Regions from separate parts of the Mus musculus genome. Here region 2 is linked to region 1. The links are chromatin contacts, found by POLR2A ChIA-PET in ENCODE. All regions are on one chromosome and are shown on one strand. Each heading gives the region's core, a stretch centred on a gene start or an enhancer-like site at or near the end of the contact. The rest is flanking DNA. Distances are from core to core; before and after follow the strand shown. Region 1 holds the start of Klf1 (Kruppel-like factor 1 (erythroid)). Region 2 holds the start of Trir (telomerase RNA component interacting RNase).

Region 1 (6,875 bases), core at 3,205-5,704:
ATTAAAAACGTGTACCACCACTGCACAGCTTTTTTCCTACCTTTTTAAAAGACAAAGTCGGGCTGGTGAGATGGCTCAGTGGGTAAGAGCACCCGACTGCTCTTCTGAAGGTCTGAAGTTCAAATCCCAGCAACCATATGGTGGCTCACAACCACCCGTAATGAGATCTGATGCCCTCTTCTGGTGCGTCTGAAGACAACAGCTACAGTGTACTTACATATAATAAATAAATAAATCTAAAAAAATAAAAATAAAAAAAAAAGATTTAAAAGACAAAGTCTCTAGGTTATATAGCTCTAGCTGGCCTTGAGGGTCACCTAGTGCTTCCAAGTGCTGGGATTAAACACATATACCACCATGCACAGCGGTTTGCTGTTGTTGTTAACTTTCTGAGACATGAAGAAAACAAACAAACAAAAAATATTCAGGAGGCTGAAGCAGGTAGATCTCTGAGATCTCAGTACCAGCCTGATCTATAGAGTGAGTTCCCAGACAGTCAAAGCTATACAGAGAAACCTTTTCTCAGAGAAAGAAAGATACACAGAGAGAGAGAGAGAGAGAGAGAGAGAGAGCGAGCCAGAAACTGACTAAATTTCCCAGTATGACTTTGACCTTGTTCTGTATTACAGGCCAGTGTCAAATTTGCCTCCAGCCTCAGCCTCGTAAACAGCTCAGATTACAGGCCTAAACTACCTCTGTGACTATTGACCCACTTTGGCCGAGGAAATGGACATATTGGACATATGATCACCCACATCTTTAAAATCAGCACTCAGGAGGCAGAGGCAGGAGGATAGGATGATCTCTGTGAGGTTGATGCCAGCCTGGTCTACATAATTTCAGGCCAACCAGGGCTACATAGTAAGATCCTGTCTTAGGAAGAAAAGGGAGAAGGGCAAAGATAATAGTTGTGAGTATCTCATCACTGGCTTGACAACAGGTGACAGGATTGGAAGGCTGATCTTGATGGAGGAGGCTGCTGGGGTGGGGGTGATGGTGGGGGAAGGGGATGGGGGAGTGTCATCAGAAGTGAATGAATTTTAGAAAGTTTAGGAGGTGTGTGTACAGGTAAGTGTGTCACCTGCCGGGGGACTCAATGCTTCTCGTAATTTCCAGCTCCATACTACAGTGAGGCAGACACTGGTTTTATATGGGAAATTTTTATAGTAACGACAACAATCCTAGCAGATGGGCACAGTGTGAAGCTCCCTTCTAGATCTTAGGAAATCTCACCCCAGTCCATCTGCGTCCAGGACACAGGGTCACTCCTCTGGTCTAGGGGTCCATTTGAGTTGATTTATCTGGTGGTCTATATTGCTGGGTCTGTGGGGCCATGTGTGGGGCTCCCTGAGGACATGTGAGGTTTGTCCTGAAGGCTCCTTTGTATGGTCTTCTGGTCAGTTTTTGATCTGGGTAGGACTATATAATGGCCCATCTTTTGGGATACGGTCCTTGGATCCACTCTTATTTCATCCCCAGTCCTTGTGCAGGATCACTCAGAGGTGACGCTTCATGTGCAGAGCTAAGTGGTCAGAGCGTGAAAAAGCACGTGGGCAGAGGCCACAGCAGAAGGGACGATGTCCAGTGTGCTTCCGGTAGTGGCGCGTCAGTTCGTCTGAGCGAGCGAACCTCCAGTCACAGCCGTCCCAGGAGCAGGCATAAGGCTTCTCTCCTGAAGGACAGGGAGCTGTAAGTACCACCCTCCAAGCAACCCAGCTCCAGTTTGCACCCTTGATGAAGTAGAGCCAAGTCTTAGGACATACCTAGCCCACACAGTTAAAAGGTCACATAATCCTGCCTTCTGTGACTCAATCCTTTTCTGTATCTACAGCTGCAATCCTGCAGTTTTCTCACTTCCGGTCTCCTATCCCACTTCCGGTGTGCTAGTTCCCTGCCTTTTTATGTGGCTGCACCTTCGTTCTTTGTTCTCCGCGTTGCAGCTATTTCTTGCTCTGGCAGAGCCTCCCGATGATATCCAGTCTTGTTCCTCAACTTGGTTCAAGCCCAGAAATCCACCCCAGTGTTCAAGGCCCTGTCTCTGGTGATTCCCTCTCTTCCTGTTACAGCCTGTTGCGTGCCCTGCCATGCTTGGGAGACCCTCAGCTGTCTTCCAGTCCTGGGATGACCCCGTTTCTCTTTCTAGGCCCTGTCTCTCAGCATTTCCTTCTCTTCTTTTCTTTTTTCTTTCTTTCTTTTTTTTTTTAATTTATTTATTTATTATATGTAAGTACACTGTAGCTGTCTTCAGTCACACCAGAAGAGGGCATCGGATCCCATTACAGATGGTTGTGAGCCACCATGTGGTGCTGGGATTTAAACTCAGGACCTCTGGAAGAGCAGTCAGTGCTCTTAACCACTGAGCCATCTCTCCAGCCCCCTTCTCTTCTTTTCTTAACTCTGGGACCTCTGTCAGTTGCCCCTGAAACTGATTTTACTTGAGTGTCTCAACCTCCTGATCCCAGATGGTTCCAGCTCGAGCATGCATGTAAATACTGGCTATATCCTGAGCTCTGGCATTCCAAGCTTGTACCTTTCGGGTTCACCCCTCTAGTTTCTTCTCCCATCTCTAACCCAGGCCTTACACATCCACTTCTAACACCGAAGTCCCCAAAGTGTTCCCCAGGTCCTCTGTTACACCTATTTATTTATGAACCAGGATCTCACTAAGTAGCTCAGGCTGCTGAAACTCGCTATAATAGCCCAAATGGCCTCGAAGTCACTGCTATCCACCTGCCTCTGCCTCCCGAGTGTTTGTATTAGCCCATTTGGGTCTGGAATCGCCCCTTCTAGACTTGACCCAGTGTCTCAGGTGCGGTCTTCACGACCCCTAGAACTGGGGCCGCCTTTAGCCACGCCTCTGACTACCCTCCGGCCCCTCCCTTCGTTCACTAGCGGCTCCCGCCCCGCCCCCGCCCGTCTGGCCCCGCCCTTACCCGTGTGCGTGCGCAGGTGCGCCTTGAGGTGCGAGCTCTTGGTGTAGCTCTTCCCGCAGCCTTCGTGCCCGCACGTATGTGCCGCCTGCCTCTTAGGTGCCAAAGTTCGCCGGCTGCGTTTGGGCGGCGCAGTTCCCGGGGACAAGCCTGCGTCTCCGGCGATCGCAGTGGCCCCGAGTTCTGTGGCCACAGTCCCAGGTCCCAGACAATTCAAGAAGGAAGGGGGCGCCGTGGGACCAGCAGAAGGCGCCGCGAGCCCGCGAAAGAGCTGGAAGTGGCCTTGGTACTGTGGCGCGGGGTACAGCGCGGGGTATCCCGACAGCAGCCCATAGGGGGCGCCTGGAGCTGCGGGCACCGCAAGCCCCGCCCGCGGGAAGAAGCCCCCTACGGAGCCCGCTCGCGAGTCGGAGTACGAGGGCTGAGCCTTGGGAGCGAGTCCCGGGGCCAGGGCAGGGGCCACGAAGGGTTCAGGGGCTGGGGGTCTCGGAGTCGGGTGCGCCCAGCTTGTGTGCTCCTCGGAGCCCAAAGGCCCAGTCACCAACCCTGGGCCACCCGCATAGGCGCCCAGAGACTCAGGCGGCTCGAACTGTGCCACTGGCCCCACGCTGGGCGCCAGGGCACAGGTCCGGGAAGTGCCGGGAGACTCGGAACCTGGAAAGTTTGTAAGGAAAAGATCCGGGTCCCACGCACAGGTCACGTCCCTCTCATCGTCCTCTCCGGAAGGGTCCTCCGATTTCAGACTCACGTGATGGGACGGCCCCGTGGGATTCGGGGGCCCCGGCCCCAAATCCTGCGTCTCCTCAGACCGCCACCACTGCGGGAGGGAGCGTACTGCTTGAATGGTAGGCACTGGGTACCTGGCCCTCAAACAACCCTGGCTGGAAACACCGTTGGTGCCTGTCATTTACCCACACGGTTCCCCTAACCCCTTTCTCAGCTCCAGACAACTCCATTAGGTCTTGCTAGAGACAGCTAAGACACTTACCAAGAATAGTATTCAGGATGGGAGAAGGGGTTGCAGAGTTCTGAGTCAAAGGGGACAGCTTCGACTCCGTTTTCCCTAGCCTTTCCCTGTCTTCACATAGCCCAGAAAATTACAGCTCAAAGCCTGGAAATCCCAGGACACCTTTATCTGGACCTTTGTCTCTATGAGCCTAGTCTCTTAAGATATAGAGCTTAGAATTCTGCTTCCTGTTGGAGAAATAGGCCTCACCTTGATCTCAGACCCCTAGAACATCTCCCCCAAACAAGGCTCAGAGGCTCTCCCACTCCTCCACCCCCAAAAAACAGAGCAGAGGATATTAAAGTAAGATAGACGCCCCACCCCTAAGCACTATGCCCTATGCAAGACCACCTGCCCCCTCCCACACACTCACACTGGCCCCACCTTGAGGAAGTCCTCCTGGGTGTCCAGGAACTGTCCCAGGGTGGTGAGTGTACTGATGGAGGGTAAGACAGTCTCAGCTGAGGCCATGGCTGGCTGGTGTCCACCCTGGACCTCAGGCCTCCTCTCTCTCTTCTGCCTCATGGGCTATGAGGCTAGGAAAGTTTCTTGGAGGGCTCCTGTCTGCCCACATCTGATTGGCTGTCTTCCCTGATAAGACCCAGGCAAAGCAAAACGGCAAAGGAGGGGTGTGTGCGATATGTGTGTGGTGTGCTTCTTTTTTTTTTTTTTTAAGGTTTTCGAAACAGGGTTTCTCTGTGTAACTGAGCCCTGGCTGTCCTGGACTGGCTTATGTAGACCAGGCTGGCCTAGAACTCACAGACATCTGCCTACCTCTGTCTCCTGAGTGCTGGGATTAAAGTTGTGATGTGTCACTTTCAAGGAATAGACCTCACCCTGGCCTGTTTTCAAACTGGTCCCTGAAAACCAACCCTGTATGTAAAGTCAATCAGATGTCAAGGAATAGGGGCTTCAAAGTTTTAGGATTCAGGTTGGGTAAAGAAAAGTCCTGGTCGCTGCTCCCCACCCCCACCCCACCTCCCACAGGACTGAGAAGACCCCTCTGGTTTGGTTTCAAGTCTCTCTCCAAGGAGTGGACCAGGAAGGATAGATTTCTTGGGAAAGGTCTTTGGGACCCTTTGACCCCCATGGAGACCACTGCAGTCCTTACTCTCCCAGACAACAGCAGCAACGGTGCTAGTGGCGGGCCTTGGCACCGGCTCCCTTTCAGGCATTATCAGACACACCAGATGTTTCAGGCCGCTATCAGGTAGGGGGCCCAGAACAACCATAGCTCTGTTCCTCCTTGAGCAGAAGAGCTGGGGGTTGGTGCCACAAATTATTTTAGCTTTGAATTGCTCTGTTGTGTTGAGGTCTGAGCTGTTTAGCAAAAGGAGTCCCCTCAAATCAGCCCACTCTGGGGCTCTGAGGACCCTCACTGGCTACTGCATGGAGCTGAAGGGGATGGCTAGGAAGTTTACAGTGTGGTGGGCTAGGACCCATAGATGGAGCTGCAGCTAGTATGCCGTTCAGAAGAGCTCAGCCCTGACTCTGCCTAACGGCTCATTGTGTGCGGGACCCCATGATAGATGGCCTGCTATTCCCATACTTCTATTCTGGTGCCCTATGAGTCAGGGTAGGGAAATGGGGTGTCACGGGTACAATAATATCACACATACACCATCATTGCTCGGTGTCCATAGGGGACATCAGATCCATTATAGAAAATGGTACCTAGTCAGGCATGGTAGTGATGCCTTTAATCCCAGCACTTGGAAAGCAGAGGCTGGTGGATCTCTATGAATTTGAAAGGTCTGTTTGGTCTACATAATAAGTTCCAGGACAACCAGGGCTACATAGTCTTTGTCTCGAAAGACGACAACAAGGGTAAAACAGTGCTGGGGACTTAGCTTCATGGAGTGCTTGCACCGTATTAACTTTAAAAGAAAAGCATAAAGACCTAGGTTCAGATCCCTGGCACTGACACAAAAGCCAAGTGTCACTGTGCATGTCTAAGACTAGTGCTAGACAGATGGAAACGGGAAGATACCTGGTGCTCACTGGATAGTCAGCCTAGCCGATCAGGTCCAGTGTCAGGCCCAGCATAGGAAATAAGGTAAAGAAAACGAAGGAAGAGACCATCAACCCTGACCGCTGGGCTGCACGCATGCTCAAGCACACACTAGACACACGCCCCAACAATCAGTGTGCTAAGACGAGTAACCGGAGGACAACAGGCTAATGGAGGAGGGCAGGCAACCATGGAAGGTTACATGCCTCATTATTTTGTCTATATAATTGCCAGAACAGGTCAGGACGAGCAGTGCTTCCCAGAGGCTGGGGCAGGAGACTGCTAGGAGACAAAGTCTCATTTGGGAGGACAGAAACATTCTGAAACTCAGTAGAAGTGTTTGTCACAGGACACTGTGGTGCTACATTGCCCACTGAATCTGCATTTATTTATTGATTGATTGATTGATTGATTGTATGAGTACACTGTTGCTGTCCCCAGACACACCAGAAGAGTCCATCATATCCCATTACAGATGATTATGAGCCACAACCAAAGAAGACATTTTACTGGGGCTTGCTCACATTTTCATAGGTGTAGTCCATTATCATAGTGGGGAGCATGGTGGCATGAAGGCAGGAGCTGGTCCAATAACTGAGAGAAACATCCTGAGAGAGAGAGAGAGACTTTGAACCTCAAAGCCAACCTCCAGCGACACACTTCCCAATTCTTACAACCCTTTCAAAAAGTGCCACTCTCTGGTAATTAGGCATTCAATATATGAGCCTTTGGGGGCCATTCTGGGATTTATTGTTTTTGTTTTTTCAAGACAAAGTCTCTGTGTAGCCTGGAACTTGTTTAGCAGACCAGGCTGACCTCGAACTCCCTCTGCTTCTAGAATGCTCGGATTAAAGGTGTATGCCACCACCATCCAGCTACGGGGACTATTCTTTTTATTTAATTATTTTATTATTTTATTTATGTATAT
Region 2 (6,875 bases), core at 3,037-5,536, 120 kb before region 1:
GAGGCAGGCGGATTTCTGAGTTCAAGGCAGCCTGGTCTACAAAGTGAGTTCCAGGACAGCCAGGGCTACACAGAGAAACCCTGTCTCAAAAAGCCAAAAAAAAAAAAAAAAGAAAAAAAGAAAAAAAAAAAAAAAAGAAAGAAAAGAAAAGTGACATTACAAGCTAGAAGGCTAGCTCAGCCATTAAGGGTTAGGCTCACAACCAAAAATATAAAATGTGGCCTAAAAACAGACATCCCCTCCTCCCTGAACAAATGCCTCTATCCTATCCTTGTTAGTAGTCACCACTGAAAAGGTTACCCATCCTCTCTGATTTCCCACTTGTCTAGGAGGACAGGGAAAATGTAGGCTGTTCAGTGCTCCGGTCCCTAGAAACCAGGACATCTTTGACATATAGTAAGTAGTTGTTCAGAATCTGGGGAATAAATAACAGCTCCATAATGGCCAAAAGCTAAGATTAGTGTACTGCAAAAAAGGTGAAGTGCTAGAGATTGACCAGCGAGCGCCACGTGCTCTAGGCAAACACACTCAACCCAGACTAACCTGAGTCACAGCTAAACTGATGCTGTGAGGAGACTTGGAAGGCATGCTGCTGAGGCAGGAGAGAACTCTGTACATAAGTCCCTGTCTCAAAACAAAACTAAAAACAAGACCAGACTTCAATAGTCACAGTTACTAAGGATGTCTTGAGACAGGCAGCATGTGCCCCTGCCTACAGAACCTTCCCCTTCCCTTTCCACAATGGGTCCACCCCAGCTCGGGCAGATGTGGTATGCACCAGTGGGGAAAGGCTTAGCTTGGAGATCGCAAAGAAGATAAACCAAGCACAAACTCCAGCACTAAGTCAGGTTCTTTACTTCTCAGAAGTGACTGCTAAAAGGAGAGAGACAGCAAGAAGAGACAGAGCCAGAGAGAGCAAGGTGATGGGAAGAAAGGGCACAGTAAACCACTGGTCTAAAAGTCTGAGGAGGCAAGTGCTCAAGGTAAAAAAAGAGTCCTGGAGAACGGTCTGCGGCCACAGCAAGCGCCTTCGTTTCCTTCTGTGTATCAGTCCTCCAGAGAAGGCTGCTGCCGGAACCGCATTAAATATTATGTACATCGCAGAGAGTCCCAGGTAGTGAGCACCCGGGAGGGAGTCATTTCACCAGGGGCCGAGTTTTATCATCATCCCCGCACTGGTGGGCTTTGTACTTTTTCACTTCTGCCATGTACTTGGCCCATGCGTCACCTTTACTTGTTAATACCTGTGGGGTCGGAGGAGGGAAGGAATGGTTGGAAGACAGATGCCCAACAAGCTGGGGACAAAAGTCAGGAACACCATGAGACAGCTGACCCATCCCCAGTGTCACTTAAAGGCCCTGGATTTGAGGAAAGAATAAGCAGAAGCAGGTTATCTGGGGAACCTCCCACCCTCCAAGGCCCACCCATCCAAAGCCTGACCACTGGGCACTGGGTCTGCAAGGAAAAGGCAGTTAGGGTGGCAGCCTGGGCAGCCCACTCACCTCATCCTCCGTCTTCTGCTTCTTGGCTACTATTCCCGTCTTGAGGGCTAGTTTGTTCCCGCCTCTGCGCTTGCCCACCTGGGTGAAGGGACAGAAGACTGCAAGGGTTACAGGAGCCGGGCCCGCCCTTGGCGGTGCTGAGGCCCACTACACCTTCCTAGCGACGCCTCGCCCAGCTCCTCCAGCCGGCCGACCTGCGCAGCAATCAGAGAGGAGCACACTCGACTCAGCACCTGCCCTGGGCTGCCATGCCCAGGCAGTCCTGGGCCCCAGGCTACCCTCCCAGGGGGGGCAGAGGAGTGCTGACCTTGCTGGGAACTGGCTCTGTCCTCACTCTTTCTGCCAGGCCTCACACTGTCCTGTCAGGGACCACACAGCTTCCTTTATTGAGCTTCACTATCTATTGAGCCCTACAGACCACACAGAGCGCTGTGACCGTGGTATCTCCTCTCATATTCACAGTTATGCTATTTGAAGGTAATAACTATCTCCTTTTAGAAATAAAGACAAGTTTCTGGGAGAAATAGGACAGGCTGCCAACAACAGACTCAGGATCAGATGTGCAAGGCCAGCGGGAGCACCCTGAACCACAAAGCATCCCTCATTCTCCTACCCTGAGCTGGCCTGGCGTTTTTAGGAATATAATGACAATGGCTACTCAGGAATAAGTCAAAGAGGCAGTGACACCACTGTTGCTCCTATTCCTGGACTGTCACATCAACCCAGGCCCTGTTACTTTCCACTTCCTCTAAGAACAGTCTGGCTCTGGGTTTTCACCCTGGCCCCATGTTCTCCCTTTAACTGGGGGCCTTCAAGAGATTATCCTGTTCTTACCCTTTAACTAGGCAGTGACTGCTGGACTATTCCCACAATCGCTTTTGTGCAATACTGCAGGTGGAATCTAGGATCCCATGCATTCAAAGCGATCTTCTGCTGAGTTAAATCCCCAGATCTCGTTTCTGAGACGGGGTCTCACTAAGTTGCTCAGGCTGGCTCTGAACTCATTCTGGACGTCAGATCCTTTCACGTCAGATCCTTTCTCAGCTCCTGAGTAGCTGATACTACAGGCACACACTACTGGACACACACACACACACACACACACACACACACACACACACACACACACTGTGTTGTTTTTAGAAACAATGTAACCTTTGTTCAGACTCTGCAATCCTCCTGCCTCAAGCACCACAGTGCTAGGATTCCATGTATGTGCCACTTTGGAGGCTCACACACACCCCCTTTTAAGACCTAAACAAACTTAAGCCTTACCCCAAACCACAGAACTGGATCCAAGATTTGACCCACAGTCTGTTATTCTCAAACCAACATTTCTTCCTCCCCACTACAAGGTCTCAACATCAGAGACAAAGCAAGCTCAAAACTAACAGAGTATATGTCCAACTTATTTAACCCGAGGCTCCTCAACATGACACTTGACATTTTCAGCTAGATCATTCTTTGTTATCCCTTGCGTTATAGGATACAGAAGAGCATCCCTGCTATCTACCTATAGATGTCACTAGCATCTCCTCTTAAGAGTTTGACAACCAAAATGTCTACAGACTTTACCAAATACATGAGGATGAAGAGACTTGCTCCCAGTAGAGAACCACTGGTCTTGTTCTTTAAGAGTCTGTTCTGACTTTCCTAGGACCACTTCATGAAATACATCAAAATCTCAATTATTAGAACTACAGAAAATCAGGATAGGCCACCCACACTCCAAACAAACAACGTTCTTTTCTGTCAAAGACACCACCAATAAATACTCAGCACAAGATAAGGTGCTAAATAAATGGACATTAGTTAAATAATAAAGAAAGGAATCGATTGATCTTGCTAAGGCCACAAAGTCGGTGATTTGCTTTTTGTTATTGGTTGGTTGGTTTTGTTTAGTTGGGACAAGGTCTCACTTTTTCGAATTCTCCTCTTCTTGCATCCGGAGTGCTTGTAATACAAGGCGTGTACCACCACGCCCGGCTACGGTCCGTGGTCCGAGTCGAGTCTAACGATTACAGCAGACTCGGGATTTAAATGTGTCTCCTCTTTTTCCCCCACATTATATGTGGGCCTCACTATTCAAAGTCTGGGTACAAATCAAACGGGAATCCTAGCATCTAGGGCCCCCTAACCCCAGAGCGCTGCTTCCAATGCAATTTCCCGGTTCTCAGGTCCCACGAATGAGATCTAAGGATTCCCATTCCCGCCCAGAAACACCTCTGGTCCGGAATCCAGGCTCGAGATTCTCAGCAAGCGACCGGGACCGTCCAGGCAGCCGGGCGGAGGACTGCCTTGGACCATGACGCCCCTTCCCGGGCCCGACTCCCCCAGCCAACGCGGGCCCCGGCGCCCGCCCCCACCCCCGCGGCTCCTTACGAAGCTGAGCGTGGGGCCTGGGCCGCCCTTCCTCTTCGGATTCCCTGGGCCCGCCGCGGCGGAGGCCGGTGGATCGGGTCGCTGCGGGCCCGGGGGTGGCTCCTCCTGCCGCTGCCGCTGCTCCTCCTCCATCTTCCGCTTGAACAGCTCCAGGAAGCTGCCATCGTTGGCAAACAAGTTCACACCGCTGGACACCGGACTCGAGCCCGACACCTCGTCGTCCCCACTCTCGGGTGACGTTCCCGGTCCCGACTCAGCCCATCGGCTCCTGCCGCTGCCCGCCGGGCCGGGCGCCTCCCGACCCGGAGGCTCCGCCCGTCTCCCTCGGGCAGCCATTTTGTGGCCAGATGCCGTGCAAAGGACGTCGGGAAAGGCTCTCAGACCGCGCGCTTGGCGCGGGACTGGCTTCGTCTGGAGCAATGCATGCTGGGAAGAGAGGTCGGAACCCAGAAGCCAACGCAGAGTGGGCGGAGCTTAGGTGGGGCCAAAGGGTTCTGACCTGGCCACCAGGCGATGGAGCCCAGAAGCCGGTCCCTTTCCTTCTGGTCCTCGGTTCCCTAATCCTGCTAGATACGAGTTAGCTAAGCAGCCAGAAGCTCCCCGAGAATGGGACCATCGTTTGGGACCCAGGCCCCCTGTAAGGGCTAAGAGAACAATCCCAGGCAGCCACCAGAACTCTGTAACTGAACGGATCTTGTTTGGAGCCTGTGTTTTCAATTGTCCCTTGGGAACTTGTGTGGCCCCTAACTAGGTCTACAAAGCATATCTAACTTGATACCTCCTATTAGAATGGAAGCATCTCCAGGTTTGACATCTGTCTCTGAAGTTAATCTCTTAGCTTGAAATAAAAATACCGCTGGCAGCGGGGCGTGGTGGCGCACGCCTTTAATCCCAGCACTCAGGAGGCAGAGGCAGGCGGATTTCTGAGTTCGAGGCCAGCCTGGTCTACAAAGTGAGTTCCAGGACAGCCAGGGCTACACAAAGAAACCCTGTCTCGAAAAACCAAAAAGAAAGAAAGAAAGAAAGAAAACCGCTGGCTGCGTGCAGCTAGACACTGCCTGAGATTAGTATTTAAAGAGGCTGGAGCACTAAAATGAAGCCGAACGTATTTCCAGGCTGAGAACCTAAGACTTAATGTTTTGAGCTGCGTACTGCATGAAGGGACTAAGGACCCTTGTATTCTTTCCCAAGGACAGGGACTCGATTAAAATTGCATTTGCTGAACTTGGAGCACACCCAGAGAGAAAGCAGAGTGCCAAGCGCAATAAGAGTTTCAGAAATTAAAGTTCTTTCTACAAGGACGACTTGTTGCAGGAATCATTCCTGCCCAACATGGGAGTTCCGGGAACACAGGGGGAAAGTCTGCATACTCTGCAGCAAATGGAGTCTTTTAATCGACCCTCAGCCAAATAACCAGTTCGTTCGTAATTGGTTTGCGACAGAAACCATGTGGCTCACAACCAACTGGGTAACTGGAGGACCGGAAGAGATGTTGAGGTCCAACACAGAAAGTAAGGGGGAAATGATAATCAGGAAACTGAGCCTATGGAATCAAGAGCTACCTCTGCTCTAACTTCACGCAAAAAGCTTGGCCAGGATGTTTGCCTGGTTGCTAAGGAGAGGTTGACGCCTGCAGGGACTTGAGCGTGACTAGTGGAAGTAAGACAAGATTCATCCAATGAAAAGAGTGCCGCAAGACTCAGGGCCCAATCAGTGAAGAGCAGTAGTCTGGGTCATACCAATATGTCCGCGAGACAGGGGAATCCTTAGAAAACTACAGACAAAAGTTCACAAAGGTGAGCCCTTGACTCATAAAATGGTGAAAAGATAGCGCTCATTATCTCCAAATGTCAATGCAGGAGTAAAATAAGTCAGACTTCCAGCCTGTACAGGGCTGTGGCAGACTCATTTCCCCTGTACGTATTTAGCACGTGGTGCGCCCCGATTAATCACGTGAGCCGGGTCCAAGATGGCGGCGGGGGTGGCCGGGTGGGGGGTTGAAGCAGAAGAGTTCGAGGATGCACCTGATGTGGAGCCGCTGGAACCCACGCTTAGCAATATCATCGAGCAGCGTAGCCTTAAGTGGATCTTCGTCGGGGGCAAGGGTGGCGTTGGTAAGACCACCTGCAGGTAAGGAGACTCTAGCGGGGCCCAGAGGACGGGTGGGATGTACCACTGGACCAAAGGGAGGACAGGGACCGGCTTTCTCTTCCCGAGCGGGGCAAAGCGAACTGAGCATGGCTCTACGGGGTTGTTTCTCTCTGGAAATTACTGCAGCCTGCTGAAGATACCTCCTGAATGCAAGCCTAGCATCCTGGGTTGGATCATCTCTCTTTGGGTCTTGTGAATTCAGCGTGTGGGATGTGCAGAGGAACACGTAAATCCCGCAGCCCGCCGGACAGTACCCCCCCCACCCTCCCCCAGGGAGTTCAGAGTAGAGGGAGCGACACTAAGGCAAGCTGTCTTAGTATAACAGACTTCTATTTGATGCCAGAGAGGGAAGAAGTAAAACGGAGTGGAAAGGGCACGTGATTATGGTGCCTCGGTTCGTTGAGAGGTGAAGTACATTGTCCTGAACAAGTAGAGGGAGGGAGGGAAAGCATTCTGCCTGCTGGACAGCTGGTTTGTGCCACTGAGTGCCAAAAAGGGAGGGGAAAAAAAAGCAGAAACAGGCATTCAAAAAGATCCTATCAGTCAGCTGAATATTGCACACCAGTCCTATCGGAATCGAAGTCAGGTGGTGATTTCTTCAAGGATTAAGTAAGGCTTGATCTCACTGGGACCTATACATTGGTCATAAGGTCCTTGCAGATCCAGGTTTCTGTGGCCTGACCTTGCAGATCCTGCTACAAACACCACTACCAAAACTGACTCCTCACTCCTCATCTTCTCACGTTTCTTTTTCGCAGCTGCAGCCTGGCAGTCCAGCTGTCGAAGGGACGTGAGAGTGTTCTGATCATTTCCACAGACCCAGCTCACAACATCTCAGAT

What was found. ChIA-PET counts read pairs that join two places held with the same protein, here RNA polymerase II (POLR2A).
Region 2: POLR2A ChIA-PET joins it to region 1 with 11 read pairs in embryonic stem cell. The contact joins the promoter of Trir here to the promoter of Klf1 in region 1. POLR2A ChIA-PET finds 5 or more read pairs at or near these places in 4 of 5 experiments (Patski and embryonic stem cell).

Annotation. Positions count from the first base shown.
Region 1 is chr8:84,899,561-84,906,435 of GRCm38, reverse strand. It overlaps Klf1 (Kruppel-like factor 1 (erythroid)), which reads right to left and starts at 4,454. Exons shown (of 3, transcript NM_010635.3): 1 at 4,321-4,454; 2 at 2,934-3,747; 3 at 1,145-1,672. The coding sequence starts at 4,407. The coding sequence ends at 1,497. It overlaps Gm39213 (predicted gene, 39213), which reads right to left. Exons shown (of 3, transcript NR_168730.1): 3 at 6,285-6,555.
Region 2 is chr8:85,024,244-85,031,118 of GRCm38, reverse strand. Trir (telomerase RNA component interacting RNase) reads right to left here and starts at 4,286. Exons shown (of 3, transcript NM_026760.3): 1 at 3,885-4,286; 2 at 1,503-1,580; 3 at 828-1,244. The coding sequence starts at 4,220. The coding sequence ends at 1,137. It overlaps Get3 (guided entry of tail-anchored proteins factor 3, ATPase), which reads left to right and starts at 5,832. Exons shown (of 7, transcript NM_019652.2): 1 at 5,832-6,014; 2 at 6,794-6,875. The coding sequence starts at 5,854.